Linked DNA regions of Mus musculus: region 2 is linked to region 1. The links are chromatin contacts, found by Hi-C or POLR2A ChIA-PET in ENCODE. All regions are on one chromosome and are shown on one strand. The core of a region is the stretch at or near the end of the contact, and the rest is flanking DNA. Distances in the headings are between cores, read along the strand shown.

Evidence for each region. A loop is a pair of places that touch in the nucleus more often than their neighbours do. ChIA-PET counts read pairs that join two places held with the same protein, here RNA polymerase II (POLR2A).
Region 2: a map of heart shows a loop between it and region 1 (3-fold over the local background). The contact joins the promoter of Actn1 here to the enhancer-like site in region 1. A Hi-C loop is called at or near these places in 12 of 37 maps with a recorded cell type or tissue (Patski, T-helper 17 cell, gastrocnemius and 4 more). POLR2A ChIA-PET finds 5 or more read pairs at or near these places in 4 of 5 experiments (Patski and embryonic stem cell).

Annotation. Positions count from the first base shown.
Region 1 is chr12:80,214,286-80,220,348 of GRCm38, forward strand. The region is part of intron 1 of Actn1 (actinin, alpha 1); the gene reads right to left. Among named protein-coding and RNA genes, the nearest start is that of Actn1, 43 kb to the right of the region's middle. Within about 2 kb of position 2,291, at least 1 of the 3 ENCODE cell types and tissues checked has a DNase peak (open chromatin) inside an H3K27ac peak, as active enhancers do; it is heart, where a contact is called at or near this core.
Region 2 is chr12:80,257,442-80,263,504 of GRCm38, forward strand. It overlaps Actn1 (actinin, alpha 1), which reads right to left and starts at 2,922. Exons shown (of 21, transcript NM_134156.3): 1 at 2,546-2,922. The coding sequence starts at 2,650.

The DNA of each region.
Region 1 (6,063 bases), core at 1,041-3,540:
AAAGCATTGGTAAGACCAGAGTGACCGGTGAAGCCACACATGTATGTAAGCAGGGTACTTGACCCTGACACTTCAGGGTCTGAGGTCAGAATACTCTGCAGCTGGAGGAATAGCGTGGTCTTAGACATCAGATGCTCAACACCCATCATGGCCCCTACCCACTAGATGTTAATAACCGTCTATCCAAAATGGAGACAACCCTAAAGCACGCCTTGTAGAGAATCTGGTCTAATAGAAGCAAACATACATGCCACAGTTGACATGATAGCAACTGTGCTTACGAAGCATGCATGTGCGTGCATGCATGGGATGGACGACTCTTCTGAGCGTTTTGTCACATTTAACTCCTTGGATCTTCACAGTGGTGCTAGGAAAGGAAAGGAAAGGAAAGGAAAGGAAAGGAAAGGAAAGGAAAGGAAAGGAAAAGAAAAGAGCCAGAAACCTAGACTTCTATGTGGAACTGCTCAATCTTTAAACACTGCTACAACTGAAAATATAATGCATGCCACAAGGACCCGGTCTGCCTCCAAAAAAAAACAAAAAAACAAAAAAACAAACAAACAAAAAAAAGAATTAGCAGCCAAGAAGTCTAAATTAAGTCTCACTGGGTATCTGCTCCCACAGTGGGAAAGCATGGGACCTTTCTAAGTCTGCATGCATGTTATATACAAACACAATATGTGGTGCATTTGGTAAGCACCAAGTAATACCTGTGTCTACCACTCCTAAAGAACACTGGTGAGTGACATCAGCCATTTGAGAATCTAGTAGCAAGAGCTGTGGGCATTTCTATCAAAGGTAGAGGAGAGGGCTGACATTCTGTGAGGCAGAGAGACGACTCCTCAGCTGGAACTGATCAACAGCCCATGTGTCTCACAAAGGACATTAGATGGCTATACACATCCTGTCATGCCCTGTGAATTAAAACAACAGGTGAGCTCACTGTGCCGATTAGCTGATCAGCCTGACGCAAGGTAGGATCATCTGGCAAGAGAGAAGCTCAACTGAGGCTCTGCCTCCATCCCGTTACCCTGCAGGCAGATCTATGGGGGCCTTTTCTAAACTATTGATTGATGGGGTGGGAAGGCAGCTCACTGTGGCAGTGCCACCTCTGGGCAGGCAGCCCTTGGACATATAAAAAAAGGTAGCTGACCGTGAGCCTTAGAAAGCCAATGAGAGGCCATCTTCCTTGGCTCCTGCCCTGCTTTCCCTCACTGATGAACTGTGATCGGGACGTGGAAGCAGAATAAATCCTTTCCTCCCCAAGTTCCTCATGGTCCTGGTGCTTATCACAGCAATGGAAAGCAATTATATTTGCAAAACGAGTTCCTGCTAATTCCAGTTGTCAGAGGGTGTGCGAGGCAGTCCCCCACCCCCACCCCCCATACAACTGTGTGCAGGCTGACTGGTTACAACTCTAGAGGAAATCAGCTTGCCAATGTGAACCACAACAGGCCTGAACTATACACCCCAATTCGAAGACTCTATCCTGGGTATAAAATGCCAAATAAAGAAAAGGCCTAGGGGCTGGAGAGATGGCTTAGCGGTTAAGAGCATTGGCTGCTTGCTCTTCCAGAGGTCCTGAGTTCAATTCCCAGCACCCACATGGTGGCTCACAACCATCTGTAATGGGATCTGATGCCCTCTTCTGGTGTGTCTGAAGACAGCTACAGTGTACTCATATAAATGAAATAGATAAATAGATAAAGAGAAAGAAAGAAAGAAGAGGTGTTATGCATGAAAACTTGCTCCTTAGCCTAACTGAGGTGGAGAAAACCAGGAAGACACCAAATTGTAATAATAAGGCACATAGTTAAGTAAATCACCATATGTGCCCACATAGTAGATGATTAATATGATAGGTTCTGAAATAACGTGAGCATAAGAATGTGTAATTAACAAAGAAGTCTGAAACAAGATAGCATGCACTACTGCTTATAAACACAGGGTTAGAGCTGTGTGCAATCACACAGACATGACAAATGACTAAGACCAAATGTGTCCAAATGCAAACACACTTGGTGCTCCAGGAACTGAAGTTCCCAGGATCCTTAGCTGCTCTCCTGGCCCGACTGCCTATAAATACAGTTGGCTGGTTACACTCTCTGCCTTCTCCCACGGCAAGCCTCTTCTTTTAGACATTTATTTCCCCATCCACAATCCAGGCTGTCCACGCTCAAGTGACCTGACCAGAGAGGCTCCCAGTGACACCAGGACAGAGTAAACAATGCTCTACAGCCAAATGAGACCGGGCTAGGCAGGAACAGAACAGCAGCAGCCTACCACAGGCCTAGGTTTCACCTGCCGGCCACACCTCTCCTGGACACAGCTTTGTCTCTTGGAACCAAGGTTAGCAGTCCTGGCTCACTTCAGGGAAGCTATTGTTCCTGTCAGTCAGGAAGCATGGGCCTGCCCTGGCTCAGCTAGGCACGTGACCTCTGATAAGCTAACCTCTCTCAGCCCAGAAATCCCATCATCCATCTGGTGCTTGGACAACTCAGCTGAATAGAACACTTGGTAACAATCTTTTGTTTCTCTGTAGTTTCTTTCCAGTAAATTCCACAGAGACTGGTGGTTTAACCTCAAGGGACTCAAAACATGACCAATGTTTTGGTCTCAAGACTGCAGCTCCCTGACCCTCCTGGCCCAGCAAATAACTGTAACTAGTGTACTGGACGGGCTAAACCTTGGTGTCCAGGGAACACTGGTGGGACATGCCTCTAATCCCAGCACTCCCGAGGCTGGGGAAAGAGAATCCTCAGTTTTGAGATTAGCTTTGATGATATAGTGAGACCCTCTCTCAAGAAAATGAAAAACAAAACCAACCAAATCAAAGCTTGAAGCTGGACTCTGCCTGGAGGACCCAGGAGGCCATGGGAACCGTGGCTGGCTCTAGGGTGGAGGAAGAGAGGTTTGGAACTGGGGAGGGAGAGCTGTTTGCTTTCTGCAGAGCATCCTTTTGTTTTCTTTTGAATGTTACACCACACGCTGTCATTATCTATTTAAAAACCCATCCAAATGTAAAGAGAGTCTGGCTGAAGTGTGTAAATTACAACATTATCATAAGCTTCTGGGAAGAGACGGAAGAGACTTCCTGTTTCTCTGGGATCATTTGGTGGAAGAGAGTGTCTAGGCTATTACTGTATTACTGATGGCTTCCATGATAGAGGGAAAACTCTCTCACATTTAAACAAATGGAGGCTGGAGAGGGTGACTTAGGCTTATAACCCCACGACTAGAGACTGGAGGATCAGTGCAAGGTCTTCCTCAGTTACACAGTTAAGTTGGAGATGGCCTGGACTATATGTGATCCTGCCTCCTAAATACATGCATGCATACATACACAGAGAGAATATGACAGCCGTGCAGTGGGCACACGTCTTTGATCACAGCACACGGGAGGCAGAGGCAGGCAGATCTCTGTGAATTCAAGGCCAGCATGACTAGGGGTACCAGGATATCCAGGGTTACATAGAGAAACCCTGACTCAAAATAAAACAAAAAGCCTACGTATGAGAGAGACAGAAAGCTCTAAAAACATTCCCTTAATAAGTAAGAGGTGAAACCCTTTAAGAAAAGGCAGAACTAGACACAGGGACAGAGGACAATCTGGCATCTGGAACACATTTCCCCCACAGCTAAGTCTACAATGATTAATTGTGGGGAGAGTCAAAGGATAGCCCCTTAGCCACATGGTCCCAGAACCCCCAAAGGAGAAATTAAGCCTCTTGAGGTTGGTCTGGGACTTCCTATACAAACTGGCTCCTCTCCTGGGATCTTCCTTCCCAGGAGCAGAGCCAGCAGGTCCAGGCAAAACCAACAAACAAACGAACCCTCACTGGACACTATAGTCTTTCAATTCCACCAGCAAGCACCATGCTAGTTGAGATGCCATGGATACTGGACAGAGCCAGACCCCAGCTGTGGCCAGAGTTCCTGGTGTGCTTGGGTTTAAGTTCCCTGCTCCACCTGCCAGCTGACATGGGGATGGTCACTCCCCAGAGTCCCTCAGAGTCCACCCACATGCGGCCAGTTTGGCCAGGGCACGTGTTCTAGGTAGTTTTTCTAAGCAGAGACCTGTCCAGAGAGATCTCAGATGCCTGGTGTGCTGGTAATGTCAACAGGAGTGTCTGGTTAGCTTATTAAGGGCGGTCTGCCAGCCTTTCAAAGCAACTGGTTCACCCACAGATAAAAGGCAGAGCTCCACACAACAGCTCCACCCAGATCTGTTTACTTTCCACCCACCTGCAAGCTGCTGTGAAAGAGTCCTCAACCACTGGTTGCTCTCTTCTGCCCTCTAAGTCACCCAGCCCACCACCCCACATCCCTGCATGAGTGCTGGGGTCAAGGAAACTCAGAGTACAGACGGCCAAACAGGCTAAGCTTTAGGACTAAACCTAACCTCTCACTAGCCTTGACTCTATGGGCAATGAACTCAGCCTGAGATCCTCACAGGTAAAATGGGGCTAACTAGACCCATAGTCAGTATTCTGTCCACAGCAGACTGATAGATGCTTAAAAATGCCAACCCAGCTGGTCCGAGTAACCTTATTTAATCCACCTGGGCCTCAATTGCCTGGCCGGACAAAGGGGATAAATAATGTCATTACTTAACGGCTTTTAAGATTAAGACAATGCATGCTAACCAGCCAGCACAGTGCCCTGGTCATAGCAGGAAACCAATAAATGTCCCTTGTCACTTCCTCTCCCCTTTCTATTTAATCAGAGTTAATCATTCACAGAGAACCCAAGTATTGACAATCAAGGGGCCCTGTTTTCTCCCATTGATGAGGAAACACACATCAGCTTCTAGCAGAACTCTTCTAGAGCTGTGTTTTCTAGTTTGTATCTGTCTAGAGCCCATTTAAGTAGACACAGTGCCAGAGACCAGGAGAAGGGATCACCCAGGTCAAAAGGGCTGCTGGATCCCTGCTTGGAAAGGGCTCACCATGAGAACCTGGCATGGTCTTCCTTGCCCCGCACAAGGAAGAATTCATAACATAAGATTGAGCCTGCACAGCAGGAGAATTCATGACACTGGGACACATAATCCCAATAAAGACACACAGTCTGTCCCTTTAGCTCCTGCTTAGAGTCAACTGCACCTACCAATCTGCCAGTGTCATATCCCCATCCCTGCCCTGCTCCTAAAGACAGAAGAGTCCACAGCAAATGCCCAGCAACTGCAAGCTCTGCCCACCACCGGCTTTATAGTACCAGACTTGCCTGGTCTCTCTGAGTCTTGGTTCCAGCACAAGTGAAAGAAAAAAAAATCCTTATTCCATGGGACTGCTGTGAGCAGTCACAAAGGGTTCATTCCATGGTGTGTGTGTGTGTGTGTGTGTGTGTGTGTGTGTGTACGTTCCACCCCCTTCCACACAGTCAGAAAGTACATTGGTAAAGCTAGGCAAAGGGCCTAGCACTTGGAAGCCTGAGGTAGGAAGATTAAGAGATGGAGGCCAACCTCTGAGCTACAGAGCAAGACCCTGTCTCAAAAACAAACAAGTATGGCTGGCTACGGTGGCACATACTGGGAAGGAAGAGGCAGGCAAGATTTCTGTGAGCTTGAGGCCAGCCTGGTCTACTTAGTGTGTTCCAGGCTAGCCAGGGATACATAATGAGACCCTGGCTCCAAAATTAATTAACTAATTAAACAGTGGTTGCTTAGAGCTGGTGGTAATAGCCAAGGAGTATGAAATATATTTTTACATGTTCTCAAATTGGTTGCATTCACTTTAAAATAGTGAAAAGCATAGTTATAAAATTATACCCCCATAAAACTATTTATATTTTTCTTAAAACGCACCAAGTAAAATATTCTAGAACCCCACTAAATCTTTTATGCTAATATTAGTCTTTTTATTTTTGTCTCTGTCTACTTGGCCCACTGGAAGAATCCGGTCTCAAAAGCTGGCCCGGGATCTTTCACTGCTAATGACTGAAAGGCCTGAGTTCACTCCACTGCTATCCTGGAGCCTTCAAGCAAGGCGGGATGAGGATTGGAAGGCTGGAGGAGCAAGTCTTCTCTAAGCAGAGTGACAGACCACTTCGGGAGGCCAGTCA
Region 2 (6,063 bases), core at 1,672-4,171, 44 kb after region 1:
TACACCTTAAGAAATGTCCTATCATTCTGCTAAGCACTACTCAGGTGAGGAAACGTATGCTCACAGAAGGCAACTGAGAATGAACGGCCAATGGCCACAATCTTGAACCAGGTTTTCCAGTCAAAAACAGAGGGCCTTCTGCCAGGCTGCCACTATTAACCTAAGCTAATGTAGATTCCCTGATTATCCCAAAACCTACTGGCTTGGGATGCCAGACTTAGTTCTCTATCCTTCCTCCAGCTGCTTCCAGTGCGCTGTACACCCGCCCTCGGCCCAGGCTACTTCTCTCTTAACCGGCCTACTCATCCTCACATGTGTCTAGCTCACAGGGCTGCTGGGATCTCCAAGATAAAATGGGTACCATGCTGCCCACATTAGCCAACATCAGCCTACATATATTACATATGCCCGGAGATGATGACCAAATTCCCCCGGCGTCTGTTCCTACCAAGTTTGTGTTCTGGGAGGCTATCATTTTCTCTCCAACTCTATTGAATATGTTTGTCCAGCCATTCATTCTTTAATACTGAGTGAGCATATCGGCCCAAGGCTCAGTATCTTCAACAACTCCATCACTCCTGTCTCTTCCAGCACAAAGGTGGACTCCTGGAAGGGACTTCTATTCTCCATAGAAGAGCCTAAGATTTCCACCATTCTAATCCTAACCCCTTCTTAAGAAAGATTTTTTTTTAAAACTCTGGAGAAATGGCTCATCCGTTAAGAGCATCAGCTGCGCTTTCCAGGGACCCAGGTTCAATTCTCAGTACCCACGTAGCAACTCATAACTGCCTGTAACTCCAGTTCCAGAAGATCTGACACCCTCACAGGGACATACATGCTGGCAAAACATCAATGCACACTTTAAAAAAAAAAAAGTCACTTTAAGAAACTTTTTTTTTTTTGACAGAAAGAAGCAGGGGAAGGAGGGCATCTCTCGTCCTCCCTGGAAATCTCCAAACTTCTCACTCAGTTTTCTCTTCCATCAACAGTCCCAGGAAATAAATTCGAGAGTGAAGAAGGGGGAAAGACCCTCAGCCCTCAGTCCTTCCAGAAAAGGGGGGGGGGGGCTGACAGGAAGAGGGCGGTGTCTGTAAGCTACTAATACATTACAAAGAAGTCAGTTCAAAGCCAAGAGACGCTCTTAAGTTGCTGTTGCAGTAAGAGACAGGGGCAGGGCCCCAGGTTGCCTGTTTAAGGAAGCCCATTGTGGTGTGTTTTAAATTACCTCTGCTGGTCTGATGAAGTGAGCAAAAGGGCACCGTTTCAGGGCTTAGGATTCCTGAGTGAGCTAATACAGGATGCCTTTAGCTGGGGGAAAAAAAAAACCTTCAGCCGGCTCACTAAACTCCCCCCCTTTTAAGTTTAAAAAAGGGAATGAATGTTACCATTTTTGGACATGAGCATTCTCCCTCAAGCCCAGCCCTAACCGCACTATCCAGAGGGACGCGCCATCCTGTACACCCCCCCCCCCATTCCCAGATCACGAAGTGGGGGGGGGGGGACTGAACGGGAGTTGGGTGTTGGGGGGTCAGGGTACGTGGCCGCCTAAGGAACGCGCTCTCTGCTCAGGCAGGAAGCCGTGACAGGGTTAATGTCTCCCCCTCCCCAAGCAAGAGAGGTTTCTGACCTCTTCCTGCCTATAGCCATTACGCTCCGGACCCATCGCCAATTTCTCAGCTCAGACGGGGCAGCATATCCCGAACCTTGCTGATGGCGACTAGGATACAGGGCCGTGGATCCTCGGAGAACAACCCCAAATATCTCCTGAGACTGTCTCTCCACCAGGAGCCCAACTAGAGCCAAGCTACTCAAACTCGCGTTTCGCCAGCAAAAGAACCGGGCAGAACACAGATGTGAGGGTTTGCAGCCACCAGTTCACTGAGTTAGCAATAAAACCGTTCACCGTCCTGACCCCGCCCCCACAAGGCCCTGAGGAGCCCGCGAACGACCCCCGATTCTCAGCTCCAGCCGCACTCCGGAACGTCCACTTCCAGGTAGATCCCGAGGAGGTCGCCAAACCCTCCGACACCGGCTCTGCCCACTGTCTGCAGACCCAGCTCGGGGCGCAGTAGTCGGGGCAGCTTGCCCCTATGGTACAGAGCCCCAGGGGCGGCCCAGGAAGCGTGCTGCCACCGCACGCCATATGGAGGCGCCAGGAAAAAGAAGGAAGGAGAAAATCGATCCCGAGTAAGCAGCCATGGAGCCTAAGTCTCAGCCCCAGCCTCTGGAGCATCGCCCCCGCGCCTTGCCCACGGGGAGACAGTTTCGGCTGCACCGGGGTGGCCCGGACCACCCGCTCTGAGGCGATTTGCCCTCCGGCGGCGCCACCTCCCCGCGCCGCGGCGAACTGTTCGCGGGCTCCAGGGCAGGGGTGCTCCGCTCTCCCGCCCGGTGCCTGTAACTCAATACCCCACCTCGCAGTGGCCGCGATGTCCCCGCCTCCGCTCTTGCGCGCCGGGAATTGGTTTCCAACCCGGAGCCCAGGAGTGCAGCGGCCAGAGCGGATCAGGGCTCAGGGCTGTAGCGGGTGGGGGTGGCTGCTAACCTTCCTCTGCTGCTTCTCCCAGGCCGGATCCAGGAGCAGGTCCCGATCCCAGTCCTCTTCAGGCTGCATGTAGTCGTTGGTCTGCTGGGAATCATAATGGTCCATGATGGTGCGTGCGTGCTAGGAGCTGGATTTCTTCCTCCACCTTCTCTCCAGGCGACGGCGGCTGCTGCCCGGGTGTGGGGAGGGTGTCGGCAGGGCTGGGCTGGGCTGGGCTGGGCCGGGCTGGGCTGGGCTGGGCTGGCGGGGCCGGGCTCGCTCCCCTGCGCCCGCTTCCGCCGCGGCTCTGTTCGCAGAGGCTGCTGCTGCCGGCGGCGGCTGGAGCTCGCGGACTGCCTTCCTGGGGCGCGCGCTCGGACCTAATCTCCACGCACACTGCTCTCAGTGAACACTCGCGCTGCGGGAGCAGAGGCGGGCGGGGGCGGGGAGAAGGGGCAGAGCCCTCCCGAGGTTCTCCATTGGCCAGGCCGAGTTGCCCAAACTTCCCCCCAGCGCCTCTCATTGGGAATTCCTGGCATCCGTCAGGCGGGTCTCTGTGCATATAGGTGGACTGGGCGGCCCCCTCCGGGCGCGCACGCCACCGCCCACTCCCTGGGTTCCCACTCCCCCGCAGCTCATGTGACACCACCTTAAGCTGAACCGGAGTGGAGCCTGGGGACGCCTCCCAGAGCTCGGGGACCAAATGGCACTGTGCTCCGGAGCCCGAGGAGTCGCTGAGGATTGGTCCCGTTCCCTGCCGGCGGGAAGGCCCAGAACTCCGGCGCACCGGTGTTCCTGCGGTCCCACGCAAGCTACAAACCCCAGCAGGGCGCGGGGAAACCCAAGGCATATTTCGTTTTCTCTTTCTCGGGGAAACTAGGTTGGGACAAGTCGGCACCCTGGAAAGGGGTTGGGAGGGCCCACAGTAGAAAGGAATTTCCTGATTCCACCACTGCTCCCGCCCCGCCCCTCGGGACCAGGCTGATCCCTGTCCTTCTAGAGCCAGATTTGTGGCTAGCTGGCATTTCTCAGCCCACTGAGTTTCCCGCCTCGCCAAGGATCCTTGGGTACTTCTCTAGGGTTCCGTGCACTGGCCCGCTGCGGACTTCTTGTGTGGCAGCTTGGCTGTCCGGCTTCCCAGGTTCCTTGGCAGGTATTCCCCGGTGGACTAACACAGCTGAAGCTACCTTCTGGAGACTAGTTTCCTCCTTCCCCACTTTTACAGCTTCCCTACCTACACTTTGCTGAAACTAGGAAGAGCCCTAAAATGGTCTACCTGTATCATAAACCTAGCAGATGCATACACCTAATAGATGGAGAAACTGAGACTCAAAGAGCAGAGCTAGACAAGAGACTTAACCAGCATGGACTCTACAGGCCCATTTTGTGTGTAACCTTGTGCCTGACAAAACCTTATTATCCTTGGAGGAGGAAGAAACAGCGCAAGACTAACTAAACTGCTTGGTGCTAGCGGTACTCCCTGGGCTCAGTAAAGGAGGGTGGAAATGTGTTGGTCCAGCACTGTTGCATTCTGGGAAGAAGCCGCCCGGATTCCTAGTGGTCTTTTGAGGGACTCTGAGTATGAAAATCAGTAACAAGGAAACCTGCAGTTGGTTTTGCATTCTGGTGTGGACAACAGATACATCCCTCTTGTACCAGTAGGGCTTAATTTATACAGGCATCCCTTAATACTCGGGACTCATTTCAGAACCACTGCAGATACCAGAATCTGCAAGAGCTTATGCCTCACATGTATAGAACAGCACAAAATTGATTGATATGTAACCTACTTACAGCCACTGTACACTTTAAATCATTCCCAAATAGAAAAGCCATGTGACTCGGGAACTGGAGAGATGGATCAGCGTTTAAGAGCACTGACTGCTCTTTCAGAGGAAAGGACCCGGGTTCAATTCCCAGCACCCACATGGCAGCTCAGTCCTATCTGTAACTCCAGTTCCAGGGCTTCTAATACTATCACACAGATGTGCATGCAGCCAAAAAGAAAAAGGGGGGGGGGGGAAACATAAAAGGAAAAGAAATGTCATGTGACTACTCACGCTGTTGAGAAAATCCTGACAGGAAAATGAAGTCTCCAGGGTCAGCAATCCCCAGCCCTCAGGATACTTTTAATCTGTGGTTAGTTCAATCCAAGATTCTGAAATGTGAAAAGGGAGGCCAGATGTATTTGTAGGACGACTGTTTAATCCAGAGGCTAGTGTGGTCTAACAGGTTTACTTGTTAGATGTTTACTGACAGAAAGAGTTCTGAATTGGGGTAGTTGAAGCCCACAATGGTCAGATGGAAGGGGAAAAAGTACCTCTGGTTGACAGAGGACACAATGGTGGAGATGTAAACAGATCCCCCAGTCACGAGTCAGCCACACACGTTCATGCCATTGTTACCGTCAGCACTGTGTCTTCTCTAAGCTCTCGGCCAAGGAAACAACTGTTTCTGGGATAGAGACAGCAGATTTATGGACTATTTTATAAGCACTTCTAAACTATGGCTCTAAACCTAACAGAGAGAGCAATAATGGTGCTCTATCTGCTCATTCACTCCATAAATATTTTCCGAATACCTTCTGCGTGTCGGGGAACAAGCTAGACATCCTGTGTATTTAATAATGATGAAAAATCCACAATTTTCCCCACAAGTACATCAGAGACAGACTTGGAAGCAAAGATGTGCCCAAATGAGACAGAAGCACGGGGAGATCCGATGTGGTTCTACAGAACCTGGAAGAGCCCTGAGCCCTGTCGGGAGGAAGACTCCAGGTAGAACCTGAGTAAGCTTTAGGGAAGGAATGAGAGTCAGATGAGCTTGGGTCCTTATTCCAGGCAGAGGAACCAGGGAAGTTAGCACACAAGCACACAGGCGCAGGAGACTCCGCGTCTACCATCTCAAGGTAGCTAGACCCGAACAGTAACAGAGAAAGGAAAACAGGGCTAGAGGGAAGGCCTAGTGTGCCCTGTGAAGTCAGAGGGAAACAGCTGGCTGCAACCCAAAAGACCTGTTGTCGAAACCAGGCTGTATTAGGAAAGATGTGAATAGAGACAATTCTGGGCGACAAACAGGAGTTTAATTGGATATAAAGAGAAGCAAATTTTTTCACGGTACACTATAAAACAGACCATGAGGTTTACCTGTAACAAATATTTAAGTTCCATCTAGCAGAAAATAAACCAGAGCCTGAAAAAGTAGAAACTTGTTCAAGCTGCACGGTGATACCTAAATACATGCCTTTAATCTAGTGACTTTCAATCCTAGTAGATTTTAAGCTCTGTTCTTCCAAGGACAATGTCAAGAATCATTTTATGAAGCCAGGCAGTGGTGGTACATGTCTTTAATCCCAGCACTCAGGAGGACGAGGCAGGCACATCTCTGAGTTCAAGGCAGAGTCATTTTATGGTTGTGATTATTGACATCTAGTTGATAGCAGCCAGGATGCTATTTGAATCCTACATTAGCCACAACAGCCTCCTCATGACAGTGAATTTCCTGACTCAAAATCTCTCTCTCTACTGCCGAGAACTGAC